2 separate regions of the Mus musculus genome follow, and region 1 is linked to region 2. Evidence: chromatin loops called from intact Hi-C (ENCODE). Cell type or tissue: heart. All regions are shown on one strand. Links, peaks and the distances in the headings refer to the core of each region. The heading gives the core; the rest is flanking DNA.

What was found. A loop is a pair of places that touch in the nucleus more often than their neighbours do. Peaks named below come from ENCODE experiments on the same cell type or tissue, not always from the same donor. Only the 100,000 strongest peaks of a DNase experiment are listed, where the experiment ranks them.
Region 1: a loop joins it to region 2, with 2.5 times the contacts of the local background. A loop is called at or near these places in 10 of 42 quality-filtered maps.

What each region holds. Positions count from the first base shown.
Region 1 is chr1:106,056,150-106,064,556 of GRCm38, forward strand. No RefSeq gene overlaps it. Among named protein-coding and RNA genes, the nearest start is that of Zcchc2, 70 kb to the left of the region's middle. In heart, for the core only: a CTCF peak has its summit at 3,887; no DNase peak of the experiment used is centred there; H3K27ac peaks cover 314 bases.
Region 2 is chr1:106,712,594-106,721,000 of GRCm38, forward strand. Bcl2 (B cell leukemia/lymphoma 2) reads right to left here and starts at 1,697. Exons shown (of 2, transcript NM_009741.5): 1 at 1-1,697. The coding sequence starts at 287. Kdsr (3-ketodihydrosphingosine reductase) reads right to left here. Exons shown (of 10, transcript NM_027534.2): 10 at 7,817-8,407. In heart, for the core only: CTCF peaks have their summits at 1,560 and 4,843 (motif pointing left); DNase peaks (open chromatin) are centred at 1,668 and 4,768; H3K4me3 peaks cover 2,414 bases; H3K27ac peaks cover 1,785 bases.

The sequences.
Region 1 (8,407 bases), core at 376-8,375, 660 kb before region 2:
ATAAAGCTGCTACGAACATAATTAAGCAAGTGCCGTTGTGGTAAAATGGATTATTCTTTGGGTATATGCCCACGAGTGGTATAGCTAGGTCTCGAGGTAGGTCAAGTCCTAATTTTCTGAGGAACTGCCATATTGATCTCCATGGTGGCTGTATAAATTTGCACTCCCACTATCAGTGGAGGAGTGTCCCCCTTGCTCCACATCCTTGTTAGCACGAGCTGTCTTGTGTTAATGATCTTAGCCATTCCAACAGTTCTAAGATGGAATCTCAAAGTAATTTTGATTTACATTTCCCTGATGGCTAAGGATGTTGAAAATTACTTTAAGTGCTTCTCAGCCATTTGTGATTCCTCTATTGAAAATTCTGTTTAGATCTGTACCCCATTTTCAATTGGATTATTTGGTGTTTCAATATCTGATTTCTTGATTTCCTTATATATTTTGGATAGAAATCTGTCAGATGTGGAATTGGTTAAAAAAAAATTCCCATTCTGTGGCTTCCATTTGGTCCTTTTGACAGTGTTGATTGCCTTGCAGAAGCCTTCCTTTAAGGTTCATGAAGTCCCATTTACTAATTGTCCATCTTACTGCCTGAGCTACTGGTGTTCCATTCAGGAACCTGTGCCCATATGTTAGCTGATGTTCCCTGCTTTCTCTTCGATCAGATTCAGTGTATTTGGTTTTATGTTGAGGTCTTTGATCCACTTGAACTTGAGCTTTGTGCAGGGCGATACATATAGATCTATCTGCATTCTTGTACATGCAGGCATCCAGTCTAGCACTGTTTGTTGAAAATGCTTTCTTTTGCCTCTGTTTCTGGCTTCTTTATCAAAAGATGTCCATCAGTATATGGATTTATGTCTGGGTCTTTGCTTTGATTCCACTGATCAATGTGTCTGTTTTTATGCCAGTGTCATATAGTTTTTATCACTATAGCTCTGTAATACAGCTTGAAGTCAGGGATAGTGACACCTCCAGAGGTTCTTTTATTGTTCAGGATTATTTTGACTATCCTGGTTTTTTTTTTTTTTTTTTTTTTTACATATTAAGTTGAAAATTGTCCTTCAAGGTCTGTAGAGAACTGTGTTGGAATTTTGGTGGGAATTACATTGAATCTGTAGATTACTTTTGGTAGGGTGGTCATTTTCAGTGTGTTAATCCTATGATCATGGGAGATCTTTCCATCTTCAATTTTTTTTCTTCAAACTCTTGAAGTTTTTAATCATACAAATCTTTCACTTGCTTGGTCAGAGTTACTCCAAGGTATTTAATATTATTTGAGGCTCCTTTAAAAGGTGGTTGTTTCCCTGTTTTTTTCCCCAGCCCATTTATCACCTGTGTACAGGAGGGCTGTTTTGTTCTGTTTTGTTCTGTTTTGTTTTGTTTTGTTTTGTTTGTTGTTTGTTTTTGTTTTTGTTTTTGTTTTTTGTTTTTTGTTTTTTGTTTTTTGTTTTTGTTTTTTTAGTTAATCTTGTATCCAGCCACTTTGCTGATAGTGTTCATCAGCTATAGGAGATCCCTAGTGGAATTTTGGGGGTCGCTTATGTATACTATCATATCATCAATGAATAGTGGTTTTTACTTCTTCCTTTCCAGTTTGTATTTTACTTGATCTCCTTCAGTTGTCTTTCTCTAGCTAAAACTTCAAGAATTATACTGAATAAATGGGGAGAAAGCAGACAGCCTTGTCTTGTTCCTGATTTTAGTGGAACTGCTTTGAGTTTCTCTCCACTTAATTTCATGTTGGCTATAGGCTTGCTGTAAATTGCCTTTATTGTGTTTTTAGGTATGTGCCTTGTATTCCTAATCTCTCCAGTACTTCTATCCTGAAAGGGTGTTAGATTTTGTCAAATGCTTTTTCAGCATCTAATGAGATGATCATGTTTTTTTTTTTTTTTTTCTCTTCAGCTTATTTAATGATGGGTTACATTTACTGATTTTTGTACTGTGTCATCCCTGCATCTCTGGAATGAAGCCTACCTGTTCGTGGTAGATGTTCTTTTTGATGTGCTCTTGGATTTGGTTTTATGAGTATTTTATTGAGTAGTTTACATCTATGTTGAAAAGGAAAATTGGTCTGAAATTCTCTTTCTTTGTTCAGTCTCTGTGTGGTTTGGGTGTCAAGGTGACTGTGGGCTCATAGAATGAGGTTGGCAGTGTTCCCTTGTAAGGGTCCATTGTTCACCAAAGAATGATACCTGAAACTCAAATAGTATGCAAAGGCCAGGAGCGTTTCATTCTGCAGAAGTCCAGCATACTGGCGTTCCTCATGACAAAACAGAGAGACAACCAAAGGGAGCTAGCACGCCTGTTTTAAAGCACTTTGGAATTCCAGGGTAGATGGGCTTTATCTTACTCTATCTCCAGGCATTCTAGAGCCATTGTTGAGGTGTGAAGGCTGGAGCCCGGGGTTTTTTTTTCTATTAGTAATTGACTTGCCTGGGCATGCCTGGACTTAGGCCTAGTCTCCCTAACTGCCAATTTGAATCCTGTCATGAAGTCAGACTGTCACATTCCTCTCACCTTCTGTTTCTATTTCGTGGAATACTCTGAAGAGTATTGGTGTTAACTCTTCTTTGAATGTCTGGCCAAATTCTGCAGTAAAAGTATTTAACCTTGGGCATTTTTTGGTTGGGAAACTTTTAGTGACTACTTCTATTTCACTAGGGGTTACAGGTCTGTTTAATTTGTTTATGTGATCTTGATTTAACTTTGGTAAGTGGTACCTAGTGAGAAAAATTATCCATTTCTTTTAGATTTTCCAATTTTATGGAGTACAGGTTTTAAAGATATGTCCTCATGAGTCTCTCAGTTTCCTCAGTATCTGTTGTTATGTTGCCCTTTTCATTTCTGATTTTACTAATTTGGATATTCTCTCTCTGTCTTCTGGTTAGTTTGGATAAGGGTTTGTCTAGCTTGTTGATTTTCTCAAAAACCCACCTCTGTCTCATTGATCCTGAGGGATCCACAGGAGGCATGGACAAGGGCAGCCTACCTGGTCTTCTGGCAGGCATGGCCTGTGGTTGAGCAGGGGGTGTTCTCCTGAGTTGGGGGCTGGGACACAGCAATGAGACAGGAGGGAAGGTGGGGGAAGTGGGGGAGAGGGTTGTAGTCTCTGGGATCCACAGGAGACATGGACAGGGCAGAGAAGAAGCTGCAGCTGGTGTTCTGACTTAGCACTAAAGAGGATCCTGAACCTAGGGTAACAGAGAGAGTGGAGCTTTCTTTTAAATACAGCCAAATGCTAAGCAGTGCTGGGCTAGGCAGCCCTGTCTGTCATTGGCTCACCATCTCTGGGCTAGTCTGCCCTACAAGGTAGTCTAATACATTATCAAAACACTGCAGAATCTCTTCCTGGGGTGTGTGTTGGGGGGGGGGGGGGTAAGTTCCTCTTCCGGTTGGTAACAGGCATCTGCCTTTCCCTTCTTTCCCCCAATCCCCCATAGTGGACTTGGTGAAATTCAAGCTCCTTGGATTCCAATGTTTCAGTTAAGGGACCATGACACAGTTGTCTCTAGAACAATCTCATCCTGCCAGTACAGTCGCAAAGCCACAGCCCTCTGTGACCTGTCTGCCTCAGGCCCCCGCATCTGTTTTCTGTGAGCCCTTGGAAGTCTGCAAGTCTTCCCTGGGGATGGGTTTCTCCTTAGCACATTCTAGGTTTGTGAACTTCTTTCCTGGATAGTGTATCCAAAGCTTCATGCTAAGTCTGCCTCAATCAAAAATTTGAGAAAGATGAGGTTAACTTCCTGATTTCTCTAACAATAATTGTTGCAGAAATCTAATAAGTTTCTTATGTGTTTGTTTCTGGTCAGGAATCCTAGAAGGCGGAAAGATGGCTCAGTAGTTCAGAGTGCTTGCTGTTCTAGAGGATCCAAGTTTGATTCCCAGAGCCTACAGTAGGTGGCTCACAATCTCCAGTAATTCCAGCTCCAAGGGTCAGATGACCTCTTCTGGCATCCACAGGCACTCAGACACACTCTCAAACACATAAATATGAATTAAAAAAACAATCTTTTCTACATGTAGATTCTATACTGCTTTACCTTTTCTCTTGAAAAGTCTGCTCTCTCTGTAGTGATACCTTGGGCTATAGGAAATAGCTGCTGGAGAATGGTTGTTTCTTTGCTTTTCTCTGTCTCTCTGTCTCTGTCTCTGTCTCTGTCTATCTGTCTCTGTCTCTCTCTGTCTTTGTCTCTCTCTCTCTCTCTCTCTTGGTTTTTGATTGTTGGTTGATTTTGTTTGGTTTTAGAGACAGGGTTTCTCTGTGTAGCCCTGGGTGTCCTGGAGCTTGCTCTGTAGACCAGTCTGGTCTTGAAGTCAGAGATCTGCCTTGATGTGTTAGAATGGTGGGTCGAGTCTCAACAGCACACTAGGCCAAGACAGTTCCACGTGGAAGAGGTTTTATTGGAAGGGAGAGACAAGGTAGTGGCAGAAAGAGAAGAGGGGAAGAGAGAGAGAGAGAGAGAGAGAGAGAGGGAGGGGTGATCTCCTTATTTATATGGAGAATGATATAACACAGGTAAAGGTGGGAGATGAGCCAAGTGGATGTTGGGAATATGGTGCCTATTGCTCTTGAGACTGGTCTGCAGGTCTCAGGTCGTGCTGTTGCCTATGTAATGTCATAGATTTGGGAGGTCCTGATGCCAGCATACTTGCCTCTGCCTTCCAAGTGCTAGAACTAAAGATGTGCACCACAATGCCCAGCTAGGTTGTTTATTTTGAAAGATCCTGTATACCACACTGGCCTCAAACCCCTCTGTGGTTGAGTAAACTCCTGATCCTACTAATTGGTGCTGTGGTTACAGGCCTATGCCAGGTAGTTGTAGTGCTGAGGGTCTAATCTCGGGTTCCAAGCATGCTAAGCAAGAACTCTACCAGCTAAGCCAGTCCAGAAACCCTTTTCCTCATCTGATCTTGCTGCCAAGGCTTAACATCAGTGCCCACTTAAGATGCCTTCCTGAACTTCTGAGTCCTTGCCATTCAACATTATTTTTATATCCAACCTTCCTTCTTTTTATATTCAGAGTTAGGGTGGAGGTCAGGGCCTTGCATGGGGTGGGTAAGTGTCCCTGCCACTGACAAGCCTGGGTCCGATCAAAACTCATTTCAATCTTCTTTCTTAGCATCTTAAATACAGAAGCAGGGGACTTTCCCACGCTTGCTAAAGCCACAGCTGTGACTTTCCTCCCGCCTTTTCTTTCTATTTCTGCTTACAGATGGGTTCATCCCACTTGACTTGTTCTTGTAACAGCTGATCAAATATTGCCATGACAACCAAAATACATTGTTCTTTTTTTCTTCTTCTGTCCTTTATGACCATCAGGACTCCACAGCTCAGCAGGCCTATGGTCTACCCCAGGGGTAATCACAGAAAACTGTGTTATCTAGGATTTCCTACCTCATAAAAAGGTTTGTATCTTTTAGGCCTTTGGTGTCAACACCTGCGAACTCTCATCACTGCCTAAGGGCCACAGACTCCTCTAGGGTAACAACAGAAGACCAATCACATCAGTCAATTCCCACTGGGGGAGGGTGGGGGGATAGAAAGAGCACCAAATTGGAAGCCAGGATATGGCCTGACTGTGTGCTGACCAGTTCCTCCTTAGGGCTCCTCAAAGTGCATATTGCTTCCTGCACATAAATAGGTCATCTTGCCTACTAATGAGCCCTGTCTGGGCAGCTCCACAGGCTCTCTTCTGTAGACATCTAACATAAGTCCTAAGATTGATCCAAGATGGATCTGGTGTTTCTGCCCTGCCCCAACTCATATAGAACGGCCCTAGCAGGGATGCCTTAGCTCTTTTCTACTCTCCATGGGAACCAACATCCCCAAATACAAGTGCTTGCTTAGGCCTGTTAACAGAGAAGAAAGGAAGTAGTCTAAGTGAACCAGAGCTCCAAGGACAATTATCTGTCACTATGGCAACAGGCAGTTGTCATCAGTGACTCCATCTTACTTTCCTCTTGTTCTTTCTCATTCTCAAGGTTTTCAGCCTCCTCTGTAGATTCTGGAGCAACTAACAAGAATAGTTATCATTTAGAACCTCTGCTCTGTGTCAAAACCCCAGACCGCACAACCTGAACTCCTGGGAAACTCAGATCTCTTCATGTCACCCTAATACCTACCCTTTCAAACAACTTAAAAAAAACAGAGACCTGAGGCCCCTGGAGGCCTCCCTTCCAGACTAGCATCTGCTGTAAACTCTATGACCGTCCTCTAAAGCACTCTGGTCCTGGGCTTGCTGCACAGAGGGGTTGCCCACAGGGATCGTGAGCAGTTCTAGAAGGTTGCAGGGATCTCTGCAAAGTCTGGTAGCAAACATCCCTTGGGGGAAGCAGAGCCTTGACTGTGGCCCAGCAGAAATGCCCTTTCTCTGCTCACAGGAGCCTGCCACTGTGTTTTAATTTAATGCCACTGAGGTCCAGGCTTCGGTTCCAGCTCTGTTCTTCTCTGTTGCCCTTCTTCCTTTCCCTTCGGCCTCCCCCTTTCAGCTCTGAAACTTAGAAGGTCCCTATATAGAAGCCACAGTAGACACTTTCCTAATCTTTCTGGTAGTAAGAAGACTAGGGAGTGACCAATCACTCCTTGTGCAGTCAGCAGTGTGTCCTGGACCAATATGCTACGAACCCATGACTCTTCTGTTATAAGCACAACAGAAGGCCAATTCCTGGGCAGTGGCTGGAATATTAGACTGCCTGTTCTCACATAGAATATCATAATTTTCTATACCAATTTAGTCAGAATTATTTACTCTAGTTACACCCCTTTCAAAATCAGCATCTTTTGGCGGTCTCCTACATCCCAGGCTGGTCCCGCTAACACTGTAGTCAAGGATGACTTTACCCCTCTTGCCCTTCTTGCCATAGTGCAGGCCACACTTCTAGTCTGTGCAGTATTTACTTAACTGCATTGATCTCAGGGCTTTGTGTGTGCCGGGCAAGCATGATATCAACTGAACGGCATCTTCGGCTCAGAGTGGGCTCAGAGTGGGTATATTAACTTACTTCAGAAGGGAGGTGCAGGCCGGGCATTGGTGGCACACGCCTTTAATCCCGGCACTTGGGAGGCAGAGTTCAAGGCCAACCTGATCTACAGAGTGAGTTCCAGGACAGCCAGGGCTATACAGAGAAACCCTGTCTCAAAAAAAAAAAAAAAAAAAAAAAAAAAAAGGGGTTGGGGGTGCGTTTTAAGGACCCCTTCAGGAACAGCACACTGTCAGGTCATGCTGAGGGCTCTGCACACTGTCAGGTTGTGCCAAGGACTCAGCAGCCTGCTTGGCAGCCACTTTTCCAGAGCAATCAAGAAGGACCTCTTTCTCTGCCCAGCTGAGAGCCCTGCTGCATCCAGACAGGCACACCACAGACTTGCCTGCTCCTTTCACTGTGCTTGGCTATATTCCTTTAAAAAAAATTAGGATTGCATTCATATTTCATCTGTAATAGCTATTTCCAAATATGTCTACATTTGAGGTCCTGGGGGTTATCACTTCTACATAGAAACTTGGAGGGATACAATTTAACTCCTAACAATTCTAACTCAGCTTCTGGAATCAGCTCCCTTTCTCTGGGTGACTGAACAAATCGCTCAGGACTGCCAGAACAAATTGCTACAGGCTCAGTGGCTGAAAACAAGAGAGTCAAGTCCCCTAGTTTTGGAAGCTGGAGGTCCCAGATGAAGGGTCACCTGGAGCAGAGTGCCTTTGGAATCCGTAAGGGAATGTTTCCTATTTTTAGATAAGTCTTACAGAATGTATGGATTACACTTTCAACATGGGGTAGGTGGGGCTAATATTACAATTCAGCACATCCCGGGGACCATCTTGTCTGCTGTCTGGAGCAGGTCACTACTGTTCCAGCCAACTGTTCTAATCAGCTGTCAGGAGGATGTTTCATGGATGAGGTGCTGAGGCTAAATGTGGAGACAGCTTGCTCGCTCAGCAAACACATGGACCTGAGACACTCTGTGGGCATGTCCCCTAGCACACACTTTTAAATATGCTCCCACCTGAGGTGGAAACACGAGGCTGGGAGGCTTTGTTCAAAGGTCCCTTTAGTTCTTGTCCAGACACAGTAGAAAGTAACACTGTGCACACCACTTGCTCAAAATCTTTTATAAAATCTTTCTGCCCACATGGTAAGATCCCTTCTATATTTTTCTCCATTCTACAATCAGACACTAAGTAGTTGTTATCTGATTCTCTACAACTGTAAAGCAAGAACCAGATCTCTGCCTGAGCAGGAAAGACTCCTCCTCCATTTACCCTGGACATTCCAATGATGGCAGGAATAATGCTATTTCTGTCATTGGCTTGTCACCAACTAGTTCTAAACCCCACCCTAGACTCCCATATGCACCGCCACCATTATTACACTTCCTGCCTGTAGGCAACGGTAGAATTTGAAA
Region 2 (8,407 bases), core at 157-8,156:
CGGCGGAGGGTCAGATGGACCACAGGTGGCACAGGGCTGAGCGCAGGCCCAGCGGTGGCAACGAGGGGCCTGAGAGGAGACGTCCTGGCAGCCATGTCCCGGTGCACAGCGGGCATTGGGTTGCTCTCAGGCTGGAAGGAGAAGATGCCAGGGGTGGGGGCAGCCCCCAGGGGCGCCGCGTCCGCATCTCCAGCATCCCACTCGTAGCCCCTCTGTGACAGCTTATAATGTATGTACTTCATCACGATCTCCCGGTTATCATACCCTGTTCTCCCGGCTTGCGCCATCCTTCCCCGAAAAGAAGCTGCAGGTACCAATGGCACTTCAAGTCCCGACTCCCGCCCCACGGCCCCGAAAGAAAAAAAAAAAAAAAAGAATAGTTATAATCCAGCTCTTTTATTGGATGTGCTTTGCATTCTTGGATGAAGGGGTGTCTTTAGTTACACCGAACACTTGATTCTGGTGTTTCCCCGTTGGCATGAGATGCAGGAAATTTTTATTCAAATTCCTTTCTGCTTTTTATTTCATGAGGTACATTATTTATTAAGCTTTGTTAATATCAGTCTACTTCCTCCGCAATGCTGAAAGGTGAAGAGGCGGGACGACCTAGGAAGTTAAAATCAGGTGTGTTTTCCTTTATATATTTAGGGTAAGAAAGGTATATCCGCTACAAGTTACACGTTTAAAAATGCATTAAACTGTCTGGAAATGAAATTTGCTTGAATGCACTTGAAGTAAAAAAATATTTCAAACGCGTCCATGGAAAGTTATATTAAACAAAATTCCTGTGCAAAGAACTTACTGTATTTTCTAAGGACGGCATGATCTTCTGTCAAGTTTACCCTTTTTTGGTAAAACCCAAACAAATACATAAGGCAACCACACCATCGATCTTCAGAAGTCTCCTTGTATAAGCTTCTTTACAACTTGCAATGAATCGGGAGTTGGGGTCTGGGGGCTAGGTGGAGGAAAAATCAGGAGGGTTTCCAGATTGGGTCCTCACACTCCGGCTTCACTGAGAATGTCAATCCGTAGGAATCCCAACCAGAGATCTCAAGAGCACCGCAGCGGGGCAAAAAGGCAGCGGCGGCGGCGGCAGATGAATTACAATTTTTCAGTCCAGCATTTGCAGAAGTCCTGTGATTCTCCCTTCTTCTCGGCAATTTACACTTGCACACACACGCTGGAGCGCAGGCATGGATCCGTATCCACCGGACCGCTTCAGACCTCCAGGGCAGAGAGACACGCCAAGGGGACGATGGAGGAGCTGGGGGACCGGGACCGGAATCCTCTTCTGATTAAACTCCGAAGGGCCAACGCGCTTTCCGAAACGGGAAAAAAAGCAGCTTGCTAAATGCAGGCACGGACGCGCTGGGGCCGCGGGTGCCCAAGGAGCAGCCCGCGCACTGTGTGTGGTGCGCTGCGGGAGAAGGAGGTGGTGGGGGAGGGTTTGCCCCCCCTCTTTTTCCTAAAAAGGATGACTGCTACGAAGTCCCCCCCTGGTCCCCTCTTCCGCTGCACCCCACCGGCGCACCCCGCCTCCGGGCTGCGCACCCTTTCTCCTCCTCCGCTGCGGGCGGCGCTGGCGGCCGCCTCCTCGTGCTTGCGCCGCGCAGCCCGTTCCACGGTGACGGCTGCGGCTGGGGAGGGCCTGGGCACCTCGGTGTTGGCGGCGGCGGCTCGGCGGGGACCCGGACGCGGGGCGGGAGGACGGGCCGGGGAGGAAGGGGGCGGGCGCGGGGCGGGGGGCCCGGCCTCTTACTTCATTCTCCGCCGGAGCGCCTGGTTTCCTGTACGTACGTCACCGTTCATTCAAAAAAAAGAAGAAAGAAAGCCCTCCTCTGAGCGCCCGCCCGCCGCCTCCTCCCGCCGCCCGCCAGCCGCCCGGGTTAAAGGCGCCGCGGCCGCCCCGGGGAGCGCGCGCCCGGCCGCGGCCGCTGGCCTGGGTGGCGGCCACCCGCGGGCTACGCTGGGCCCCGGACCGTGGGTGGCGCGGGCCTCCCGGGCGGCAGTGGCTCAGTGGGCGTGTGAGGGGCCTCCTCGGGCCTGCGGGGCTGGCTGCTGGCTGGACGTGCCTATAGCCAGGGCCAGGCTGTGGCGAGGCACCTGGATCTTTTCTAACAGGATGGGCACAATTGCATGGATCTTTTTCAACGTGTACAGTGTGCACGACCGCATGGACTTTTTCTATGTAGCATGTGCAGGTCACATGGACCCTTTCTAACCGCGTGCATGGAATGTGCACAATCCAATGGACCCTTTCTAACCACACATAAAGTGTGTACACAGTCGCTCTGTGTGTGTGTGTGTGTGTAGTGCAGTGTATCTACAATCATGTGGACCCTTTAAACAGTGTAGTGTATACAACCACATATAGTGTATAAAATCAAACAGACCCTCAGCTAACCATGTGAACCCCCAAACACTATGTTATCAGCTCTCAGCAGCCAGAGAGATTACCGAGACATATATTGACTCCTAAGTAGTGAGTAGTACCAATATGCTACCCTTGGGTGAAGAGAGGCAACTCCCAACACAGTCTCCAGGATATTAATTACAAATGAAAATACTTAGAATAACAACGTTAGCATGCTTGTTTCTAGGCCCTTTTGTCCAGACACCACAAGCTGTGTAACTTAGAACAGGTCTGAGTACTCCTCTGCTCTGAAGAGCATGATGTGATGTCCACAACCAGCAAGGGATGTGCCTCAGAGGCTGGTCTTTCCTCATCTCTTCTTAGTCAGACAGTGGCAGACTGATGGCAGTCGCTGATGCTCTTGGCTTGTTAAAGAATAGTCAAAGTGGTATGCGGAGTTACTTTGGAGGTGTCCAAGCAGATACCACATGAGCACCCAGGCGCTTTTAGCCTCTATCCAGGCATACCCAACTTGGTGACCAAGGCCAGACCTAACTCGCAGTGGGCCAGTGAAGAGAGGAGAAGAGAACAGCAGAAGTTTGAGTTTCAGGGACAGTTTTTCCTCTGCTCCTAACGCTCCCAGCACTGGGCTGGGGCTGGACCTCAGGGAGTGATACCTGCCACCTTTCAAGGCCATGACCCTAACACGGCATAGGTACGGTTTTGGATATCCTCAGCTCTGACCAGCATGCAACCTGAGACGGCTTCAGAAGATGCAGCCATACAGATAATGTGTCTATGTACCCACAGACACACAGTGCCACTGTCACTTGTATGAACCCAGACAGAAACAATCAAGCTGAGAGATAGATACATAAAACACCAAGAAAAACTGTGCTATGTGATAACTATGTTATCAGCTCTCAGCAGCCAGAGAGATTACTGAGACATATATTGACTCCTAAGTAGTGAGTAGTACCAATATGCTACCCTTGGGTGAAGAGTGGCAACTCCCAACAGTCTCCAGGATATTAATTACAAATTAAAATACTAATGAAAACTCGTGGTTGGTGAGATGGCTCAGCGGTTAAGAACACCGACTGTTCTTCCGAAGGTCCTGAGTTCAAGTGTCAGCAACCACATAGTGGCTCACAGCCATCTGTAATGGGATCTGATGCCCTCTTCTGGTGTGTCTGAAGACAGTGACAGTGTACTCACATACATTAAATTAATAAGTAAATAAGTAAGCTGTTCGTTCACAGGCTAGCAGGTTGCCACATCGGGCTTAAGAACAGAGCACATGTGCAGGGTGGACAAGTCCCACAGGCTTGCTGGATTACTGTGGGAACAGCACATTCAGTCACTATCTTTACCTCATTCCAAGTTTAAAAGGGTGTATTTTGTGTGTACATGGTGTGGGTTGGTGGAGTACATGCCATGGCATGGATTGTCATTGGACAGCACCGTGGAGCCATTCTCCCCTTCCACCTTTATTTATTTGAGGCAGGGTCTCATGTAGCCCAGGGTGGCCTTCAATTTGCTGTGTAACAAAGGATAAATGTAATGATTTTCCAGCCTCTATTTCCAGAGTGCCAGGATCATAGGCATGCATAATGACCCATTTGTGTGGTGTCCGGGATTGAAATTAGGGCTTTATGCACACTAGGCAAGTATTGTACAACTGAGCTACAAAAAGCATCTATTAATATATATGCACACATGCACGCGCGCGCGCGCGCACACACACACACACACACACACACACACACACACAGTACTTTTTTTTTTGCTTTTTTACTTCTTCTCACCCTGTTAGCCATGAGACCACTCTCTGTCCTGTGAGAATGGGTGCCTTCCTAGGAGTCTGTTACTAAAGGGATGAAGGGAACCTCTCCTTCACAGCTCTCTGATGGCACTGAGAGTGCTGGAGAGGTGGCCTGCACTGGGGGGAGGCACTGAGGTATGTGTTCACAGAAATGGAACTAGCACTGATGGTAAAAAGACCGCTCAGGGATCCTCCTAGGACCATGTCTTAACCTCCCACATTACTTCAGAGGAATCCAAAGACTTTGCATGTTTAATGCCCTGCACTGGGCTGGAGAAACAAGAGGGCAGGAATGGGGTGGGCAGGAGTCACGGTGTCCTTCTGCAATAGGAACAGCCAGGATGGAAGCATTCCCTACTTCCAGACACAGAAATGCTCCCTCATTTTTCCTTAAGGGTCTTCCCAGACCCTTCTGTGGCATCTTGGCCCTGACCAACTTGGCTTGGGGACAAATAACTTCTGGACCAATGTACGGTGGCCTTTCACTTCCCAAGGTGGCTTCTACCTCTACCGAGTCCAGGGGCCAGCCTTTGGTGCCTCTGGTGGGTAGCATCCAGCCAGAAGGGAAAAGGGCCAGCCACAGAGAAAGCCGACATAACAAGGGTCTGAAAGGCCCTTCATCCTCTGCTGAACAGAAAGCTTTCCTTGTGAGGTCCGCCACCTGCTGGTTGGTGCTTTGCAGCATTATTCGGGAAGTTCTCTTGAAAATCAATGTGAAAGTTTCCCAAGTTTATGAAAATGAAGAATATTCTAAAATGAACATAGAACTGGTTCGTGTTAAGTATGGATATCAAATCCTTCCATCTCTGGAATTTTTAACTGAAATGAGGGAAAAGACCCTTCACTGAGGGAAAAAAATGATAGAAAGACACATTTTAAAAGAAACTCTGGGTTATTTCAGGTTAAAAGCTGTAAGCAGATGGAGCAGAAATAAATCTGTAAACAATATGAAGAGGGGGAGGGGCGCCGAGACTGTTACTCCATGTAACCTGAATAAAACGAACTATTTACAAAATGAACATTTCACAGGCCTAGGTGTAAGCCAAAGCACTGGCTTTTGATTTCTCAGGTCCTATGTGGGCACCATGGGCTCCTGTACAGAGCTGTGTGTAGGCACTGGTGGACGAACACTGCATAAGCCCTACTATGTAGGCCCTACTATGTGAGCCTACTATGTGGGCACCATGGGCTCCTGTACAGAGCTGCGTGTAGGCATTGGTGGACAAACACTGCATGAGCCCTACTATGTAGGCCCTACTATGTGAGCCTACTATGTGGGCACCATGGGCTCCTGTACAGAGCTGCGTGTAGGCATTGGTGGACGAACACTGCAAAAGCCCTACTGGCAGTGCTCTTAGGACATTCAGGCTCAGACCTTTCTTCCCAAGACCGGTCACATTATTTTCGTCTTTCTGTGCTATCCAGCCATACTTGTCATAACTGGGCAACACTTCCACCAGATCAAAAACAAGTAAGTCTTAACCTAACCTAGAAACTCACCTGACTAGTTTATGGTGGATCCTAAGCCTCACAAAACCCATTAGAGTAAGAAGCCACAACCTCTACCACTAGGCATGAATGAAAAATCAGCCACACTGAAGTGCAAAGTTAACAGTGCACAAGCAAGGGCCTGGGGTGAGAGTGGCCCGGCCTGTGTGAGGCTTTGGGTTCAATGCCCAGTGCCGGAGTGTCAACGCAGAAACGGTGCTCACTTTTGGTTTACAAAAGAAAACAGAGAGAACTGACTTTTTCCTGCCTTTCAAATGAATGGCGTTTAAGGTGAAGTAGGACAAGGAGAGGAACTTGTCTGACAGTTTTCAAAGCCTGCTCATTTCTGGATAGCAACTGAAGCCATTGAACAAACACGTGGGAAGCCATCACCCATAGCAAGGGGGCAGAGAAGAATTTACATTCCTCTCCGTGACTACACTCATCTGCTATTTAGCAGACCTCACAGCGTCTCCTGATACTAACTACAAATCAAAATAGTTAAACAGCAACATTAGCATGCTTGTGTCCAGACACCACAAAGTATGTGAATTAGAACAGGTCAGAGTACTCCTGTGCTATGGAAGGGGGAAGTTCATAGGCAGCAAGGGATGTTCAAGGCTGAAGTCTTTCTTTGTCTCTTCTCAGTTAGCTGGTGGCAGACTGATGCCACTGATGTTCCCCCACTCCCATTTCTGCTGTCACTCCTCCCTACCTCGGCTCCTATTCAGATATTCATTCTTCCTGTGTAGCTTCCTTTTCTCCTATTCTTTTAAGGTCATTGGCCGTTCTGTTTAAGGCTAATGAGGACACCAATACCAACCCTATTCCAAAGTCCAAGAACTTCAGCATCTTTTGAGGTGACATCCCTACCAGCCGTATGTCTTTAATGGGGTGCCTCTCAAACACATGAAGATTGTTTGCTGCAATATCCCTACAGCCTAGGCAACATTAAAATTGAATTCCAAGGGATACCACACCCTTCTCAAACTCAAATCTTGCTATTTCTTCTCTGCTCAATAGAGTTCAAAAGCTGGCGTCTCATCCTTATGACTCGAGCTGCCCAAGCCTGCCTCCCTTCCCTCCCACTTGCCCTTCCCAGAGCTGTGCAAACATTTGATGGCTTTCTTGTTTTTCTTTGTCCTTAATTTTCCTTTGGCAGTAAAGGGGATCAAACTTGTCACATGCCAGGCAAGAGCTCAACACTGAGCTGTGTCCGAAATGTCTTCTTAGCATCTTTTGCCCCCACATCTGTTCCTCTCTCTAAACACACCTAACTTTCTCCCTTGGAAATTCCGATCAGTTCCTTAAGCTTCAGCTCAAACACTTGTGTGAAACCAGCCCTGACTTCTCCAGGAAACCTCCATACTCCACCCAGACAGCTTAGATGTAGTTAGTTTTGGAGGCTAAGAAGTGAAAAACAAACAAACAAACAAACAAACAAGCAAACAAACAAAAACAAACAAATGAAACAAAAACCGAAACAGAAGCCTCAGGTGGAATCTGGCCCCATGGAACTGACAGCTGTGACCTTGAGCTGGTTAGTGAACATCTCTGCCTCTCGGTGCCTGCTCCCTCATTTCTAAGCAGAGGTGTAATGACCGATACCCATCCTGTGCATGTATACTTCCACTGAGTTAAAACACACAAAGTGCTCAACAGTGCCTTGAACCTATCTGTTCTGAATTTGTTCACATAGCTTAATCACACCTCCTGTCAATCACAGTACACTTTCTGGCTGTTCTCTGCTAGATTGCAGACCACCTGAGGGAACAGACATCTTTAATACACTCCTTGCCTACAAAAACACTTGGCATTCACATATTTGTGTTATAAAACTCAAAGGTCTCCAGCCAAAGACGTGGGTGGATGCAGGGGGCTGCGAGTGGAGGGAATACATACGGGGCTCCAGCAAAGACAACAAAGGGGTGGAGAGTGGAGAGGAAGTGCAAGGCTTGCAGTCATCAGGAGGGAGAAGTTTACCCCCACCCCAAGCCCGCCTAGGAGGCTCATCACAGAAACTCAAGCAATATATGTAAAATGAGGAAAAATGGGGGTTAATAAGCTCATTAGTAGAGTGAAAAGAAATAACTTTTCTTTTAAACACCCAAACATACAAATCAGAGAAGCGATATCATATGCCATTTGAATATAAAATTTTCAAATTTAAAGAAAAGTTTGGCTTGCAATTCAAGATGCTTCCAAAATGATCTACTTAATGAAATGTCTTTATAAAACTCACCATTGAGTACAATGAATAAAAGCAATTTAAAGGTATAAACAAAATCATATAATCAACATAGAGCTGCAGAAAACATACAATAAAATTTAACAGAGACCTATTAATAAAAAACTCTCAGCAAACAGGAAATGAGAAATTGTCAACCTAAGAAATGAGCTCTATGAAAACCTTACAAGTAGCCGTCTATGTTGTAGTGAGATGTCCGAGCATTTCCCCTAAGAGTGCAGACAAGCAGCAAAGGAAGACCTATGGTGAAAAATGTGTTTTAAGAAACATCTCCTCAGGATGAGCAAACATTTCTGCTTACAAGAAACCAAGGTGTTCTCTCACCTACTTCTTGTTATCAAAATGTAGACACAGCTCACAAAATAAGCAGGAATAAGGGTCAGAAAATCTATTTGCATATGAAATGTAACTGTTCAAAAAGCTTTATTATATTCTATATTTCTTAGGCTTCTTTTACTCATACAGACAGAGCATACTTGAAATGAATGTT